Regions from separate parts of the Homo sapiens genome. Here region 2 is linked to region 1. Evidence: read pairs that join two places in POLR2A ChIA-PET (ENCODE). Cell type or tissue: Panc1. All regions are shown on one strand. Each heading gives the region's core, and the rest is flanking DNA. Links, peaks and the distances in the headings are about the cores only. Region 1 overlaps FAT1 (FAT atypical cadherin 1). Region 2 overlaps LOC102723906 (a long non-coding RNA gene).

What was found. Peaks named below come from ENCODE experiments on the same cell type or tissue, not always from the same donor. Only the 100,000 strongest peaks of a DNase experiment are listed, where the experiment ranks them.
Region 2: POLR2A ChIA-PET joins it to region 1 with 13 read pairs; 2 of 35 experiments call an interaction of 5 or more read pairs at or near these places.

Annotation. Positions count from the first base shown.
Region 1 is chr4:186,693,767-186,703,349 of GRCh38, reverse strand. The region is part of intron 2 of FAT1 (FAT atypical cadherin 1); the gene reads left to right. Among named protein-coding and RNA genes, the nearest start is that of FAT1, 25 kb to the left of the region's middle. In Panc1, for the core only: no CTCF peak of the experiment used is centred there; no DNase peak of the experiment used is centred there; H3K4me3 peaks cover 1,298 bases; H3K27ac peaks cover 7,749 bases.
Region 2 is chr4:186,896,343-186,905,925 of GRCh38, reverse strand. The region is part of intron 1 of LOC102723906 (a long non-coding RNA gene); the gene reads right to left. It also overlaps the pseudogene MRPS36P2. Among named protein-coding and RNA genes, the nearest start is that of FAT1, 180 kb to the right of the region's middle. In Panc1, for the core only: no CTCF peak of the experiment used is centred there; no DNase peak of the experiment used is centred there.

The DNA of each region.
Region 1 (9,583 bases), core at 1,087-9,086:
TCTGAAACGTAGTTTTCTGTTTTTGTAGAAGTAGAAATTCTATGGACTACCTAAAAATCTGTCACCAAACGGACAGTCCTGTTAGCTCTGTGTTCTTAGCTCCGTGGTTTGTACATGTTCTGCAAATGGCTTTGCAGCGAGAGAAAGCGTAGTGGCAGAGTGGGGATGGCGGGCGTGGACTCTGCAGGTCTCACGGTATCATCTGCCCTTCCTGGAGAGGCCTCTGGATGTTGGTGAACTGTTCTGACAGATCCATGCCACGTGACTGCCCTTCCATGTGAGGTCTGGAAGGGGAGAGGGCCATGTGAACAATTATTTGGAAAGTCGGTCTCGTTAGAGAGCCAGTTTCCAGAGCTCTAATTAAGATTCTCCTCCTCAGATTGCTATCTGTAAGGTCTACAGTGAGGATTATAAAGTAGATTTAACAAAGATGTTTAGCGGAGTAAAGATCTTTGAAGCATGTGTAATCCCACATTCAGGGTTCGGTCTGCCTGCCATGCGTCTCAGCATCCAACCCCCTCTTCTACTTCAGATCCATTCTCTGTTGCTTTGTTGTAAGCTTCAACAGGTTTTCCTGTAATTTAAGCAGAATAAAATCTGGAGCATCCCTCTTGTGGGTGTGTGGAATAAATTTGGTGTAGTGTTCTTAGCTGATGTGTACTTAGCAAGTTAATTATTACTTGAGCACCAATGAAATGCTGCAGCTTTTTGTTCATTTTTAAAACTAAGGGAATGTCTAGAAAAATGCCTGGCCAGAAGATTTTGTAGAAATTGTGAATAGAAGTTGGTGTTGAAGCAGTGTTGGGTTGAGGTCTGTTCCCTGATGTGTGTATTGCGTACAGGACGCCCTGGAATGTGTTTGACCTTCAGTCTAGAGTAGTTTGGTTCTCTTTTTGGCTGTTAATGTTAGTATACAAAGCAGCCCAGGACGAGTGTTTCCCCTTCTGACTCTACTTATTTGGGGAGCCCGTGTTTTTCATTAAGATAAGAGCAGATCTCTAAACATATTACTGCTGTGTTACTTTTAGCATCCCAATCCTGGTTTCAGGATTGAAATTTACGTTTTGATGAAAAGACTGGGAATGAATTAATATGGAAGTACAGCCGTTGTCACAACTTAAGTCAGCATTCATGAAATACAGGAAGGGAAATGAGGACATTTTTCTTAAGAGAAAATGGCTGCATTCACACGATGGAGAGTGTTGGAGCACCATCCCTGTGTCACCTGTGTGGAGGCCGGCTCCTGGCCTCATGTCTGTGTCACCTGTGTGGAGGTCGGCTCCTGGCCTCATCCCTGTGTCACCTGTGTGGGGGTCGGCTCCTGGCCTCATGTCTGTGTCACCTGTGTGGGGGTCGGCTCCTGGCCTCATCCCTGTGTCACCTGTGTGGGGTCGGCTCCTGGCCGCCCGGCTTAGGTGCACACAGGTGAGTGCGTTTCTACAGTGGGAACGGAACGGAATTCCGGCCCAGGCTAACCTGATTGTTGACCTCAGTCAGGGAAAATGTTTCTGGAGCTTCTGTCTGGTTCTGCAGAACTCTGAATGTTTCAGCTATTTATTATTCATTCAAGTTAGAAACCCTTTTCCTCATATAAAGTAGGATATTTTACTTACATCCTGGGATCCCTGCTCCTGCTGCACGTCCTCCTGTGACAGGAGAAGGAATGTGGAGGAGGCTGACGGGCCCCGGATCCTGACTAAAGGGTCTGCAAGTGGCTGAGAGCTGGGTGGCTGCTGGAAGCCTGGCCTGCTGTGGTGGGACCTGATGCCCTGTGGGAGCTGGGGCTAGAATTCCTGGCAGCAGGAACTTGATTAGAGACGGGTGGGAGGCCCGGCAGAGAGTTAAAAAATGTGCTGGTGAAAGGGCTTTTGTGTTGCTGGCTCCTCCCTGAAGTGGCAGCAGCTGCTGTCCTCTTGGCTCTTTATGTTCTCCTCCTAGGAAAGCTTAAGAGAAAAGAAGCTCGTTTCCCAGCCACAGGGAGACTGGAAGTTGTGTCTTGGCAGAAATGATGTTACCACAGTGTGTTGTTGCTGTGTTCTGGGATAAAAATCTTGTGTGTGTGTGATTCTGAGTCAAGCAGGGCGTGGTAACAATTTCTACCAGGGGAAGGGTCCTTCTTTGAAGCAGGAAGATGTTAAGGTGAAAATAGGATCTAGTCGAAATCCTAAGGAAGTTCCATTTTCTTACTAAAAACAACAGAGATTCAGCTTTTCTTTAGTTATTTGTATGATGTTTACCACGTTGATGCGTTACTGACTGAACAAGTCTAGCCTGGAAAGGCTGTGGATGGGAACTCGGGGGACCGTGACTCAGGGCCGTCCCACGTTGTGGAGCAGCACGCAGTGACGCTTACCGTGCTGTGATGTAATTCTCAGAGTGTGCAGGGGCCGGGACCTGGAGGTGTGGGGTGGAAACAGCTTACGTCAGACAGGCCGGCTTTGTCCTCATGCTGTCAGTGGTAATGACACTGGTGGTGAGCACCAGTCTAGTAATAACCACGACACTGAGTGTCACAGCCGGGCACTGGGCCCGGCATTCTGTGTGTGCCAGTCCATTTAATTCTCACAACCACCGGGTGGACTCTGTTATCCCTACATTACAGGATGAAACGTCAATGAGAGGTTAAGTAACTTGCCCAAGACTTCTTGGGTGCTAAGTGCCAGAACCGCATTTTACTCCTCTTACTCTTTGAAGAATGATCTACGGATGCTGCGAGGGAGCCTGTTCAAAAACGACTAGTGAAGTGGGTTTCTGTGCTAAGCTGGGTTAGGCCAGGTTGCAGCCTTGAATCCTAGATTCGATGCTTGGTCCTGAAGGAGTCTTGAATGTAAGAATCTTCCAGCATTTTTACTCTGAATGACATATTGCTATCTAGCACAATTAGGAGGACAGGAGTTTGAATTCCGTCGCGGTGGCAGTCAGCAAGTCAAGATCAGGCCAGCGAAGGCGTGGGTGAATCCAGGTGAGTGCCTGTAGCTTCCCTTGTCTCATTGGCCATTGAAGAGATGGACAGGTGTCATATTTGTGTTTGCAGTTGTAAAAGTGTGATTTAATCGGTAAAAATGCTGCCCATCTGAACTGGACAGGACGTTAATTGTTGGAAGGCTTTTCTTGTGGAAACCATGTTTAAGATGGTGGTTAGGTCCCAGCTTTCAGGCCTGCACGCCAAAGCTAACGTGATTTGTACCTCCCTCTGCATCGAGTTACATGAGGCCATCGTTCTCTTGCCTTGTCCTCCTTGGTGCCTTGGCATCAGCAGCTGTCCTCTTGGCCATCTAGTACGGGGCAAGAAAGCCAGAGTAAGCTTACTCACCGTCCCCCTTGCCAGGGAACTGTTTTTTGTCCTAAGGATGTTTAAGGATTGGGTGTTCGTAATTTGTTGAGTGACCTGTGTGTGTAGAGGTTTAATGTTCACTTAATACCTGGTCTGTTCTTTCCGTATTACCTACCGTGTACAACTATGAAAATTGAAAAGATTTTAAGCTTTAGGTGTTAGTTTAAATGTTGGAGATTTTCTTACCATTTAGTTCCCATTGTTTTTACTTTTTGGATTATTTTAGTTCGTAGGGCTGGATTTGTCACGTTTTTATTTATTAGTGTGTGTTTTGTGTACTGTTATTTTGCAGTTGCCTTTCTGGCATTTTTTTTTTTTTTTCAAACAGCAGACCATGCTGCTTATAAATAGTGCATGCTCCATACAAGACATAGTGCCACAAAGCGCAATCTTTTCTGTCTTTGTTACTAGGAATAAATGGACTTGGAAAGATTGCCGTTCAAGGGCACATGCCTGTACTTGTTGAATTGGCAGTTCTCCAGTTTCACAGCAGTGACAGTAAGTCTAGGAAACTATTCACATATATACTTCAAGGGCCAGTCTTATCAATTAACTTGCCTTGCCAGTTCAACAGTACCATATCTCCTCGAATATCTGATACCATGTTGAACTCGGTCCATTGCTAGGCCTCCGAGTGGCTCAACCTGTTGAATGGGATTCTTTAGAATGTCTTACTCATTTCATGTTGGGGAGAGTCTACTAATACAGTCTTTTTAGTTTTAAATCAATTGGTTTTTTGTTTTTTTTTAATAAAAGTTACTCAGCTATTTATGTAGTTTCTGAAGACTGCTTTCTGGTTTGTGATAATTTAACCATATTCTTATCACAGGTAAGCTTTTTCTTCTTAATCATCATCAGCATGTAATTATAGTTAACGTTTAGTGAGTACTTGCCGTGTACAGGCCCTATTTTATGGTCTTTCCATAGACTGTCTCACTAGATTGTCACAATTAGTGAGTAAAATTACGTGGTGTTATACTCTGCTCATGGAGTTCATGTCTGTGCCAAATTATAAAAACACGACAAATGATGGAAATATGATGCACGTCGACTTAGTGCCATTGAATTTTGAAATATTCTGTTGCATTTTTTAAAGGAAAGTAGCGCGTGCCAGTTGATGTAGTTTATGGTGTGATGCGTTAGGAGGCATTCTGACAATACAGACGTGATTCTTGAGCTGAGGTGTTCATCTGTCACGGAATCCTCCTTAACCCGTTTCACTGTCTCCCATCGCACGGGGTCCAGTCTCTCCGTGGCGGAGCCGCATTGCCCTAACAGGCCTCCCTGCTCTCCCATTTAACATCACCCGTGCTTCCCTCACTGGCTCCTGTGCAGCCCTGGTCCCTCAGCCCCTGCCCTGTGCAGCCCTCTACCCCTCTGTGCCTCGCCGTTTTCTGTCTCCCTGCCTTTGGGCATACAGTGGTCAGCTCGTATTATCTCATAACTCTACTTAATAAAGCTTTCTTGACAGCCCTCTTCGTTACGTGGAGCTGTTTCTTATCTTTTATGTACTTAAACATATGACTGCAGTATCACTCTAGTGTAATTGTTTATTTACACGCGCCTTTCCTCTAGATTGTCAGCTCTTTGTGGGCGCACGTAAGTCTTTGAATGCTTGGTGTATATAACAGGCACTCAATGCATAATGGTTAGGCTGGCCTGGTAAGCCATCGTGGGGTCTCCGGGGAAACCTTTCCTTCAAGCCAGGTAGCCTTTGCTTCTCTTCGCTGCGGGGGCACTTCCTGTGTGTTCCTCTGTTGTAGTGTATGACTCAGTGCGCGGCCTGTCTGTGACTTCAGTCCGTCTCCATGAACTCAAGGACACAGTCCAGCGTAATCATCTGTCTACCCTCTTCTAAGCACAGTGGCTGATAGAGCAGTAAGTAGCCCTCATTTGTTTTGTGAGCAAATAGATTGTAACACACAGTAATTGCAGTTGTGAAGGTTGAGCGAAGCTTCTTTTCTGCCACCCTGGACGCCTATTTGTAGGCTCCAAAACTGTGGTTCTTGATGGTTTTGGCGTCACAGAAACTTTGAGAATCTGTGGAAAGCTGTATATTCTTTCTTCAGAGAGACAGTGATTTGATTCAATACCAAGGGGCTCAGTGAAGTGCCGAACCTGTGTTCATGCACTGACCGTCTTCTTGGAATCCTGGTTTTGAGATCCTCTGTTCTGGAGGTTCCAGGGTTGTCAGTCCTCACAAATTCTCATAAAGGAGGACCAGCGGGTAAGGATAATGGTGATGATGATGATGGCAGTGATGACAGTGACAGTGACAAGCATTTTTATAATGCCTTACAACCTGCAAGTATTTCTACATACATTATATGGTGCTTAATGTAATAGAGAAATAAAACCTGTATAAAAATTATAAATGAGCTAGATAAACCTTAACAATGGACAGGTCACTTTTCTATATATTTGTACATGTGCCTGAAATGATTTAGGAGAAACCGTCATTCAAGGCTGTTTCCAAGTGAAATAAGAACCTGTAGTTCTTTATACACCTGTTTCATCAGATGTTCTGTCTCCCCATTGAGGCATACGGCACAAATAAAACAGATATAATGAACAGTGTGCATCATCCCTCGGAGAGCATGGGGATCGGTTTCTGGACCGTCCGCGCACACCCACATCTGTGCGTTCTGAGGTCCCGCAGCCGGCCCTCCACAGACGCTGCGCTTTCGCGTGCTGTGAGTACTGTGTTTTTGATTTGCCTTCAGTTGAAAAGAGTTCATGTGTAAATGGGCCTGTGCAGTTCAAACTCGTGTTGTCCAAGGGTCATTGATACCTCGTTTAAGTTAAGCAGCTTTCTAGGCCAGGCTTTGGTCTTTAGTTTTGCCAGCTCACCATGGAAAACCCTTAATGCCACACCACTAGTATTCCTTTACTTATTAAGGCAATCTGTCAGGAAACTCAGGCCTCTAATGATAAAGTTAGCTCCCTTGGCAGACAGAATTAATTAATTAATTAATTAATTATTTTCTAAGACAGAGTCTTGCTTTGTTGCCAAGGCCAGAGTCGAGTTGCAGTGGCTCAATCTCTGCCTGCTGCAGCCTGCACCTCCAAGTTGAAGTGATTCTCCTGCCTCAGCCTCCCAAGTAGCTGGGATTACAGGTGTGCACCACCACACCCAGCTAATTTTTCTGTTTTTACTAGAGACGAGTTTTTGCTGTGTTGGCCAGGCTGGTCTCGAACTCCTGATCTCAAGTGATCTGCCCACCTTGGCTTCCCAAAGTGTTGGAATTACAGGCGTGAGCCACTGTGCCCAGTCCAGAATTTTTATTTAAATGGACTTGCCGTATGTTCTTTGACCTCTATGGAAAATAGCCCTGCCATAAGTTCTTAGTTAAAAGATTCTCCAAAATGCATTTGTGGGTCCTGGTTTGCTTTTAGCTTTCTATTAATTTTTTTACTTGCCTCTTTATTCTTAGGGCTGCTTGACATTACTCTGTCTCAGACGTCCGTGTTCCTCTTATCACAGTGCTTGGCACAGGGCTGGTACCGAGTAGCTGCCTGCTCAGGGGGTGTTCATCTTTTCATAGATCCTGTGCATGTTTGTCCCATGATCCTCTTCTTTCGATTTGTTGCCCAGCTGAAGGTGTTTACATATTTAAGTGAAAAAAGGCGGGTTTGTCATGTAAATACCAAGTTAGTCTGTTGGTTGAGGCAACAAAATGGAAATCAGTTATTTTTTAAGGATCTAAAAAATTTTAAAAGGAAGTGCTTTTTCTTAATAGTGTGGCAAGCTCATTTAGAAGATGGAAACTGATTAGGAAAGTATGAACATGAGTAATATCCATATGTGGTTTTAATTGGCAGAATGTTGATTTCAGAAAGAAGTCACACGAAGTTTCATATCTACAAAGTATCAAGATTAGAGTTTAAGGTCAGTAATTTTTAAAATAAGTGTTCTAGGGCCTATGGCCGGGCGCTGTGGCTCCCGCCTGTAATCCCAACACTTTGGGAGGTGAAGGCGGGCGGATCATCTGAGGTCAGGAGTTCAAGATCAGCCTGGCCAACATGGTGAAACCCTGTCTCTACTAAAAATACAAAATTAGCTGGGCCTAGTGGCGCACACCTGTAGTCTCAGCTGCTCCAGAGGCTGAGGCAGGAGAATTGCTTGAATCTGGGAGCTGGAGGTTGCAGTGAGTCGAGATTGTGCCACTGCCCTTCAGCCTGGGGGACAAGAGTGAAACTCCGTCTCAAAAATGTGTGTGTGTGTGTGTGTGTGTGTGTGTGTGTGTGTGTGTGTTTTATATATAATACATATTAAAAATTATTTTAGCATGTTTAAAAAATCTGCTTTTGTCATTTGACTTCCACCAGAATATAAGGCTGAAACTGGACTCTGTCCGTGTCTGTATCACTTACTTAGGAACTGACTGGCATCTAGGCATCCAGCCAATACTGGTTGAATGCGTAAAATTTAAAATGGAAATAGATTGTAACAAAATACTAAAGGGAAACGCTTATCTAAATAACTATTGTTGAGAAAGCCCTTTTAAATTTGTCCTTTTTAATATAGTTAAGGCTGCTCTTCCACTTGAGACACCCTGTCTCCCATACCTTCCAAAATTACAAGAATAAGAACAACAAAGCAGTTTAGTAGCAATGCGGGTTCCTCTTTGTTTCTGCTTTGCTTACCTAGGAGCAGCCTCCTTTGTGAGATTGAGTATCTAGATTCTGAGGCTGGCCTTCCAGGTGAATATACCTGAGTTACGTGTTGTGTCCTTGGGCTGTAGAGTAGTGCTATTGCCTGTATCATCCTCTGGATTGAAAAGTATTTCTTTTGTTTTAAGTATAAAAGATGAGTATCCATTGCCATTGCACATTATTCAGCAAAAACTTGAACTCTAAAAAACGTTCAGATTAGTAGGATCTATTTTTGTTAGTATCATTATTGATGAATTTCTTAAAACTTAAGAAAATAGTTACTTCTAGAGATTCACAGATTATTTTTGAAACTGTTGGTTTTCTGGATTAAATTGAGCTCACCCAACTATCCTTTGAAAAAGCTGTTTTGTATTTTTGTTTTGTTTTGTTTTTGTTTTGAGATGGAGTCTCGCTCTGTTGCCCAGGCTGGAGTGCAGTGGCACGATCTTGGCTCCCTGCAACCTCTGCCTCCTGGGTTCAAGCGATTCTTCTGCTTCAGCCTCCCAAGTAGCTGGGATTACAGGCACCCGCCATCATGCCTGGCTAATTTTTGTATTTTTTGTAGAGACGGGGTTTCACCATGTTGGCTAGCTGATCATGAACTCCTGACCTCAGGTGATCTGCCTTCCTCAGCCTCCTGAAATGCTGGGATTACTGGTGTGAACCACTGTACCCAGCCTGTTTTGTATTTTAAGTGTCTTGGTTACTTCTGTGGAGAGGTGCAATTTACTTAAAACCAAACACTTTCTTTTAAAGGGTGGTTGAATAATGGGGGGAAATTTAGTTAGTTACCAGACTCTTTTAAGAAAAATAATATGTATGTAAACTAAAAGTAGTTTTCTTATTTTAGTAACTACATCTAAGTAAAAGTTTTTTAAAAACTCATTTGTTCTTTGTCAACTCTTCTTGCTACTTAGGAACTCTGATTCTAAACCTTCCACTCATATAAATAGAAAATTATCAGTAGCTAGTTCAGTTAACTTCATTATTCTATTTAAAAGTAACTCTTTAGGATGATTAAAGGAAGGAAAGGAAACCGTTGTGGAAGTTGTTCACTGTGTATTTGAGTAGAAATCTGTTCATAGCAAGTTGCATTTGAGAGAGGTTGAGCGTTATGAGAAATGGGGAGATGGTGGTTAGGTTAGGTGAGAGGCAGGTTGAGTTTGGGAGATGTTGAGTTTCGTTAGAAATAGGAAGATGGTGGTTGGATTAGTAGATGAGAGGCAGGTTGAGTCTGGGAGAGGTTGAGTGTTGTGAGAAATAGGAAGATGGTGGATGGGTTAGATGAGAGGCAGGTCGAGCTTGTGAGATGTTGAGTTTTGTGAGAAATAGGAAGATGGTGGTTGGATTAGTAGATGAGAGGCAGGTTGAGTTTGGGAGAGGTTGAGTGTTGTGAAGAGTGGGGAGATGGTGGTTGGGTTAGATGAGAGGCAGGTTGAGTCTGGGAGAGGTTGAATCTTGTGAGGAATGTGGAGATGGCTGTTAGGTTAGATGAAATACATGAGAAACTCAAGTGGAATAAGTGTAGGCAAATCCAGAGCTGAACTGAAACGTTTTATTGTCTTTGGGCCAATATTAAGTATTGTGAAGGAA
Region 2 (9,583 bases), core at 1,113-9,112, 200 kb before region 1:
TACATAAACACTGTTCAAAACAATGCAAGGCCACCTAATGAGATCTGGCCAAAAATGTATGTCTTGCCTTTGGAGGTGGCAATGGCTAGATGGTGGCCCCCAGAAAGATATGTCCATGTCCTGATCCCTAGAACCTGTGAATGTGACCTTATTTTGAAAAGGGGTGTTTGGCTGGGCGATGTGGCTCACACCTGTAATCCCAGCACTTTGGGAGGCCGAGGTGGGTGGATCACCTGAGGTCGAGAATTCGAGACCAGCCTGACCAACATGGAGAAACCCCATCTCTACTAAAAAAAAAAAAAAAATACAAAAATTAGCCAGGCGTGGTGGCGCATGCCCATAGTCCCAGCTACTTGGGAGGCTGAGGCAGGAGAATCGCTTGAACCCAGGAGGCAGAGGTTGCCATGAGCTGAGATCACACCATTGCACTCCAAGCTCAGCAACAAGAGTGAAACTCCATCAAAAAAGAAAGAAAGAAAAAAAAAAAGAAAGAAAGAAAGAAAGAAAGAAAGAAAGGAAGGAAGGAAGGAAGGAAGGAAGGAAGGAAGAAAGAAAGGAAGGAAGAAAGAAAGAAGGAAAGAAGGAAAGAAAGGAGGGAAGGAAGGAGAAAGAAAGAAAAGAGAGAAAGGAAGGAGAGAAAGAAAAGAGAGAGAAAGAAAGAAAGAAAAATAAAGACAGAAAAAAAGAAAGAAAAGAAAAAAGAAAGGAAAGAAAGAAAAGGGGTCTTTGTAGATGTCATTAAGTTAAAAATCTTGAGATGAGAAACTCATTCTGTATTACCTGGGTGATCCCTAAATTTAGTAACAAGTCTCTTTTTAAGAGACACACAGAGGATAAGATAATGTGAAGACGGAGCAGAGATTGGAGCAATGTGGCACTAGCTAAGGAAGCCAGACGCCACGAAAAACTAGAAACAAATGGATTCTCCACTACAGGCCCTGTAGCGGGTGCAGCCCGGCCAAACACCTTTGAGCTTCTGGCCTTCAGAACTGTGAGATGATAAATCGCGATTTTCATGCCACTAAATTTGTGGCAATTTGTTACAGCAGCCCCGAAAACAAGACAGAGGCAGTGAGTGACCCATTACTGTAAGTATTTAACAGGCTAAATTCTACTTCTCGGAGGTCAGTTTTTGGAGACAATCCTTGCCCAAACAAAGTAGGAGGCCAAATTCAGGGATATTGCATGTTCTTTTTAACTCCAGAGTTCTAGAGTGCTACCCTTCACATAGATACCTCAGCAAGAATATAGCCTCATCTTGTTTATTGTATAACTTCTCCGCAATTAGGCTTAATGACTAAAATATTAATATTTGGCTACAGATAGAGTATTGAAGTTTTTACTTCCAAAGTTGTTAATATGCGAATTTGATCTACCATTTACACTCTTGCTTTTCCTTTATTCTTCCTCTCATTTTTTGACAAAAAGGTTGAATCAACTAACATGAAAAAATTAACTGTTGCGATTATGCAGCTGTCATTTTTTCATGCTCCTTGGGAATATTTGCTGGAAAAATAAATGGGAGTTGGGCTGCTACATTTGTTACCAAATCACTGGAAATTCCCCTATTGCACTTTGAATCATCCTGAGACACACATATTTTTAGCTATTTTCTTGATGTTGTCATAAATCAGGGTTCATCTCTGCATGCTTGTGACTCATGTCCCATTTGCATAAATAAATATTGAGAAGTGGTGTGGAGAAAAGTCTCTTTCTTTTTAAACAAGGAACTTAGGCAAGTGACAGGCATTCTGTAAATCTGGAAGTGAAAAAATCCGTTGTAGTGAATTTGATCAGACATATGTTCTTCTGCTCTTTCCCCAAATATTAAAAGTAAATGATTACATAGAAGTTTTTCAAGGGTTTTCTAGGTGTTTTAAACAGATTTAATTTTTAATATCCTGATTTTGAATAATGTCCTATGATATTTTGTGGGTATACCCTATTTATAGCCGGGCGTTACATCTTTCTAGATGCTATGGAATGGTGATTGCAGATGTAACCTTGGTTTTAAAGAATATGTATAAGCCTTATAGATACTGGATTGTACGTGTGCATGGCTGACATGAATTATAACACCAGCGTAGTGACATGAGAGATCTCTGTGTGATTGTTACCTTCCCGACTCCTGCTCCTAAGGCCGTGACTCCCCATCACCCCTTCATGCTAGTCTTCCCTCTCTGCTCTGTTCAAGGAGCTCACGGCATGAAGTGAGGTTCAGAGATGTGCACGGCATGAAGCCAACCATGGGCAGTGCGGTCGCAAAGCTACCAACACAGCGCTAGGGAGAGCAGGGCGGGAAGGGCTCGGCGCATGGTGAAGCATAAGGGAAGTCCCTCTGGAAAAGACGAACCTGAGGAAAGGCTTCAGGAGTGGGCAGGACTTCCCATAAACAACATGGGTTGGGGGAAAGTGGGTTTCATGAAGCAGAAGCCAGGGCCCAGGCAAGGGAGTGTATTGAGATGAGGTTGAGAGATCCCTGGGCAATGAGGCAGTGGGCAAGGGGCCGGCAAGGCAGGACGGATCCAATTTGGATTGTATTATACAAATAAAGAAAAGTGATGGAGAGCTTTTGCACACAGGAAAGCTTTGCTCCTGTAGAAAGTTGGATGACATGGATGTAAAGTTGAACTAGAGAGAAAAGAGCTGGACTTCAGATCATTCTTCTTTTCAGGCAGCAAGTGTGGGCAGTGGTATTCTGGAATGGCGATGGAGGAGAAGAGGGGTGGGAGTCCCCAGGAGAAGAGGCAATAGGACTGGCCTGACCCTGGCAGGGAGAGAAGGCAGCAGGTAAGGCCCACCAACGGCCTCAGGGTCTCCTCTACTTCCTCATCTCACACATGCCAGTTCCCGGGAACCGGTGAGTTGCCTATCCTAATGCTAAAAAATGGGACAAAATCTAGTAATATACTCTCCGATATAACACACATCACACAACTTGAAGCACCATTTGAATTGAATCCAAGTTGCTCAAAACTAAAAGCTAAATGCTAAAGCTAAAAGCTAAATTCCTAAAAGCTAAATGACAACTCCACTGCCTCATTTCATGTGGTTTGTAAGCAGGAGAAGCAAACTTTCCACCATCTGTTGTTTTCCTAGCTTGCTAGAGCAAACTCTAGAATGCACCCTTCTAGGCAATCACCTATTGCTTTATTAACTTTTTAATCCAAAGAGAAGACATTTTATCCTGCATGTATGTGCCTTGGTGCCTATGTGTTGGGGGCAGGGACCAGTGTTGAACGTGAGGTTTCAACTCTGCCTCCCGAGTCTGGACATAAAATGCAGCTGCCACCTTCCAGCCCAGACAGCCCAGGCTATTTATTCTACAGTGAACTTGTGTTTGCAGCACTTCACTGAGCCAGTCCTAAAATGCCTTTTATCCCCAGCTGGATGTCCTCTGACTACTTAGCTTTTACGGGTCCACTTCCTCCTGCTTTTCCCTTTTACAAGGGTGTGGTTTCTGCAGTACATTTCTGTACAGAGATGAACGCAGAGCAGGCTATAATCCCTAATCTTATTTACTGCTCCCAATGTGGGACTCTGAAATATTGGGGTGAGGTGTTTGGTGTGGTTCTATTTTCCTCTTATAGCCAGAGCGTTTATGAGAGAGTATTTTTACAATGACTTGTGACAATATTTGAAAAGTGGGTGTAGCTTGTTCACTTGGGAAGTTCTAGGCCTTTTTCCTGCCAGAAAGAAAATGCAAGCTCAAGATGCTTATTTTGGTAAGGAGATTCTTGCATGGCCAAATTGTGCTCAAAATGCAAAGCAACCCCTTCCCCCTAGAGTATCTGTGCCTTTCAGAGCAATGCAGCAACCTCGCTTGGCTATGTCAGGCCTCGGAATTATTGTTTACATTCTCTATCGCCTGGTGGCAGTGATTTGCAGGCCTAGACTTTGCTTTGTTGGCAGGGAGGACCACTCACCTGGTTCTCCAACTGCATTTGGGCAAGCTGTGTATTCCTTTGAGGATAACTTTGTCCCTTCCTTTAAGGCCTGCTTAGATGTGAAGGTGTAATGAAGAATCATCATTACTCTGGTTCCTTGTCTAGTCCTTGCTCTCACACCTATAGGATAAGGTCCTGGTTTGGAGAAATAATTCTCTGGAACTTGCAATAGCTGCTTGGTCCTGGAAGCCTTTTGGAAGTAAAGTGAGAGAGGAGAAGCCAGGACAACATCCCCAGCAGAACGATGTCATGGTCCTTAGAGCTGCTAGATCTGAAGAGTCAGGCTAAAGGTTTCTCTGGGGTCGGGCATGGTGGCTCATGTCTGTAAACCCAGCACTTTGGGAGGCTGAGGCAGACGGATCACAAGGTCAAGAGATTGAGACCTTCCTGGCCAACATGATGAAACCCCATCTCTACTAAAAATACAAAAATTACCTGGGCGTGGTCGTGCGCCTGTAGTCCCAGCTACTGGGGAGGCTGAGGCAGGAGAATCACTTGAACCCAGGAGGTGGAGGTTGCAGTGAGCCGAGATCACACCACTGCACTCCAGCCTGGCAACAGATCAAGACTCTGTCTCAAAAAAAAAAAAAAAAAGAGAAAAAAGATTTCTCTGGATTCTTCAAAGCTGAAGAGGCAGTTTCTAAAAGTCATCCAGGAAAGCAGTGCGTGTAGCAGAAGTGCTTTGCCAACAGCAGGAGAGGCGGAGGTTCCAGGACTGGCTTTGCCATTAACTAGCCCCATCACCCAGGACAAGTCAGTGAAACTTGAACTTTTTGAGCTATAGTTTCCTTGAAAACAAAAGCTACACTGAATCAATAGTTCTGAACTCAAAGAGAAAGGCAAAGGTAGAGGATATTATGATCACCGGAAAGTTGTTTTGTTTGCATGTGTATCTGTATGTGTAACACTCATGCCTGCCACCAAACTTACAAGAATTTCAGAGTTCAGGAGGGAGGAAACCAAGAAGCCAGGGATAAATGTTTTGGAAAAGTTTCTGATATGCTTTTTATCTTTTCTACATTTTTTTAACAGAACATTTATTAAAGTTGTTTGACATACAATTTCACATTTGTCATTTTGGAAGTCCTTTACTGTAAAAAAATTATTGGCTCTGATGATAAACAGCCGTCCCAGTGATGATTCTGGGCCTCCACATTGAGTACGTTCAATTTCTTCTTGAGACAGGAGTTTCCTTCTGTATTTCTAGGGTAATGTTTTTATTATTCTGCATTGTCTGCCAGACCCTGATATCTCAGAAAATCTGATGACTCACGTCCCTTAGAGTGTGTGAAACTGCAGAAGAGTGAGACAGTAGCTACAGATCTCAAAGCTCTGACATACTGGGTTGAGGATTGTCTTCTCTTTCAGGCAGCCTTATTAATGGGAGTATGGGGCCTGACGACCTGAATGACCCCACTGGCAGAGACCTTCTTGCTCCCATCGGCACCCCTTCTAATATGCATTTTTTTGAGACAGGGTCTTGCTCTGTCGCCCAGGCTGAAGTGCAGTGGCATGATCTCAGCTCACTGCAACCTCTACCTCCCAGGCTTAAGCAATCCTCCCACCTAGCCTCCCAAGTATCTGCGATTACAGGCACCCACCACCACACCCAGCTAATTTTTGTATTTTTAGTAGAGACAGCGTTTTGCCATGTTGGCCAGGCTGGTCTCAAACTCCTGACGTCAAGCAATCCCCTGCCTCAGCCTCCCAAAATGGTAAGATTACAGGTGTAAGCCACCATGCCTGGCCATGATATGCTTTTGATACTAACTATCCCATCTTCAAGCCCACTTCTTTCTGCTACAGAGTCTCTACATTACATGATATCTAGGAGCCTTCTATCTCCAACATTATATTGCACCGCCTAAAAAATATTAGGGTACCATGATTAGGATATATCAAATCGCTGAGAAGCTCCAATACCATATCTGAGGACTTGGAATTCAATTGAGGAAATCACAGGTCTCATTGTGAGATGCTTTATTATTGAAGAACTGAGAGAGAAACACCGCAAGAAGGTAAAGAACAAGTGATACCTTGTAAAGAAAAACATGATTAAACACAGAGAAAAAACTTTTACGTGGAAAATCAATGACAACTCAACTATTTGTAGTGTTATTGTACATGATTTTTACTATTCAATATGCTTTAAGAAGGTAATTTTATTTTATTTCATTAAAAATTTTCTTTTTCTGAGACAGGGTCTCACCTGTTGCCCAGGCTGGTATGCAGTGGCACCATCTCGGCTTACTGAAACCTCTACCTCCCAGGTTCAAGGGTTCCCCCTGCCTCAGCCTTCCAAGTAGCTGGAATTACAGGCACCCACCACCACACCTGGCAAATTTTCAAAATTTATTTTTTGGCACAGACGGGATTTCCCCATGTTGGCCAGGCTGGTCTCGAACTCCTGACCTCAAGCGATCTGCCCACCTTGGCCTCCCAAGGTGCTGAGATTATAGGCTGAGCCACCGCACCTGGCCTTAACAGGATAATTTTAAATGATATACTTTGTCTTATTGCCATATTGTGTAATTTGGCAAAATAATGCACCACAAACACAAACAATTACCTATTAAAGTACTTTTCTGACACTTGTCCTCTGCAACAGTTTCCCTGTGGAAACATGCACTACATTAGATTAGACTTCCAAATGAGCGGACTTCCCATCCCTTCCTACTTTTACACTTTGGTTTAATTCTAGTCTTATCCTAAAAACGGCTATGAGAAACCCAAAAGGGTAATTTGGAATAATCCTTTGTGGTGACCTATATAAACTTCTGTATTTCTTTCCCTCCTCCCTCACACCTATGCAATAATCTCTCTTCACACACTCATTACAAAAGTGTAAAGTAAAAAAGAACTGTCCTTGAAAATAGAGCATCCACATAAAAACTCAGAATGGGCAGCTATTCCTCCTGTAAACACTGAGAGTCTATCCTGTATCAAACCCTGGATTAGGTATTAGAAATACAATGTCAAGTAACTCACAGCCTCAACTCTGAAGATGGATGGATGGATAGATAGATAATAGATGATTGATAGATAGATTAGTGAAGGAACATCAAAGTAAATCATCATTTCAGTGATACGGTAGCTGATGGTGATATGGAAGCAGCTAGGAGAAGCTTCTAAATTAGACTAGGAAATAAAAGAGGGCCTCTTTGAATAAAGGACACTCATCTACATTTTGAAGAATGTGTAAAAATTAGCTACATAAGAAAGGGAAAAAGAGAAGAGAATGAAGAAAGTTTTGAAGGAAAGAAATGGCGTGATCTATTGTTCCCATAGTAAAGAGGTATGGGATGATGAAACCAGTAAAACTAGGAACAGAGGCCAGACATCTCTGAAAGACGCATGAAAGCCTTGAGTCCCAGGCTAAGGAATCGTAACTTTATTCGGCAAGCTATGGGGAGATGTTGAAGAATTTTTCAATAAAGGACATGATTCAGCAAGTGACATCATTGGGGAGCAGCATCAATTGCTCTGCCAGCATTCTGAGGAATAGTTCTAGGAGGTAGGGTTAGCTGCTAGGATTTTTTTTTTTTATACTTTAAGTTTTAGGGTACATGTGCACATTGTGCAGGTTAGTTACATATGTATACATGTGCCATGCTGGTGCACTGCACCCACTAACTCGTCATCTAGCATTAGGTAATTCTCCCAATGCTATCCCTCCCCCCTCCCCCCACCCCACAACAGTCCCCAGAGTGTGATATTCCCCTTCCTGTGTCCATGTGATCTCATTGTTCGATTCCCACCTATGAGTGAGAATATGCGGTGTTTGGTTTTTTGTTCTTGCGATAGTTTACTGAGAATGATGTTTTCCAATTTCATCCATGTCCCTACAAAGGACATGAACTCATCATTTTTTATGGCTGCATAGTATTCCATGGTGAATATGTGCCACATTTTCTTAATCCAGTCTATCATTGTTGGACATTTGGGTTGGTTCCAAGTCTTCGCTGAGGTTAATGCGATATTTCAGGCAAAAAGTGTGAAACCATAACCTGAAGTGATGTTCTTAGAAGAGGTGAATTAAAATTCTAAGGAGCCGGCCAGGTGCGGTGGCTCACGCCTGTAATCCCAGCACTTTGGGAGGCCAAGGCCGGTGGATCACCTGAGGTCAGGAGTTCGAGACCAGCCTGACCAACATGGAGAAACCCCGTCTCTACTAAAAAAAAAAAAAAAAAAATTAGCTGCGCGTGGTGGCAAGGGCCTATAATCCCAGCTACTAGGGAGGCTGAGGCAGGAGAACCGCTTGAACCTGGAAGGCAGAGGTTGTGGTGAGCCGATATTGCACCATTACATTCCAGTGTGGGCAACAAGAGTGAAACTCCATCTCAAAAAAACAAAAAATAGAATAAAATAAAAAACTCAAAGGAGCTGCAACTGGTTAGATCGCAGAAGTGAGGGAGAGGGAAAAGGTGAAGATGTGACACAGGTTTCTGGCTTTGTCAATTGGTTGACTAGTGATAGGATTCATTGTTCAGATGGGAAACTTAAAAGCAACCAATTTTCTGAAAAATCGCTTTAAAAATATTAAGTTTGAGAACATATAAGTGGAGTGATCCTTGAGATCATTGGATGTGGGGATATGGAGCCTTCCATAAAATCAGAACATGCCGCTCTATACAAACACATGTACATATAGATAATTATCCAGTTACGCAAATAGTATATTCTCAGCAAAAACTTGGGAAGGAAATGCATCCTGAGTTTAACAGGAGTTATCGCTGTTTGGTACATGTATGAATGGGATTTCCTCTTTCCTTCCTGTATTGTTTCTGTTTTCCAAATTTACATAATTAATATGCATTACTTTCAGTGTAGATAAACTTCCTTTTAATAATAACAAAAACAAGGGAAAAAGAGAATTCTGAATGTAGTCAAGATGGCCTTAAGCAGTAGAGTGAACTCAAGAGAGGAAAGTGTCTGTGGGGGTATCTGGGGACTTTCTAGGAAGTCCCCTTCCATGGGTAGAGTGGTGAATAAGTTCAGAGGAAGCAGAGACAGGGATACTTTCTAAAAGCTCGGCTGCAAAAGGAAGTAGAGATACAAAAGAGAAAATGAGGAAGATGCGGGTTCAAACGAATGTCTAAGATGGAATTATCGCAATGTGTTCATAGCTGAAAGGAAAAGGTAGTGTAGATTCAAAAGCACAAGACAGACCAGGGAGGAGATGCAAAGGCACTGAGTTCGAGTATCGCATGAAGTAACAACCTCAGACTAGAAAAAAAATTAGCGAAAATGAGAGGAAATGAAAGAATAGGTAGAAATAGAAATAAACAGACAAAAACTAAACTGCATTAGCCTCAATTCCTCCCAAATCCCATTTAAATAACAGTAAAGTTATATTAATACATAATTAATAGTTATATCAATATATAATACATAAAAAGTATTAAAAATCCCAAAGGAATGCAAACATCAGCAACGCAGTTTTAGAAACTGAAAACCAGCTAGTGAGTGGTGGCTGACTTGGCGGTGTGGAAGGATACAAAGTCATCAGTACACATCTCCTTTCCTGCTGGAGCCCCGCGTGCTGGCAGCTGGCAGTGTGGCGCCCGCCTTCAGGAAAGAGTTTGGAAGCTCTCCTGGGGGCATCTGGCCCACCTACAGGAAGAGACCAACCAGTG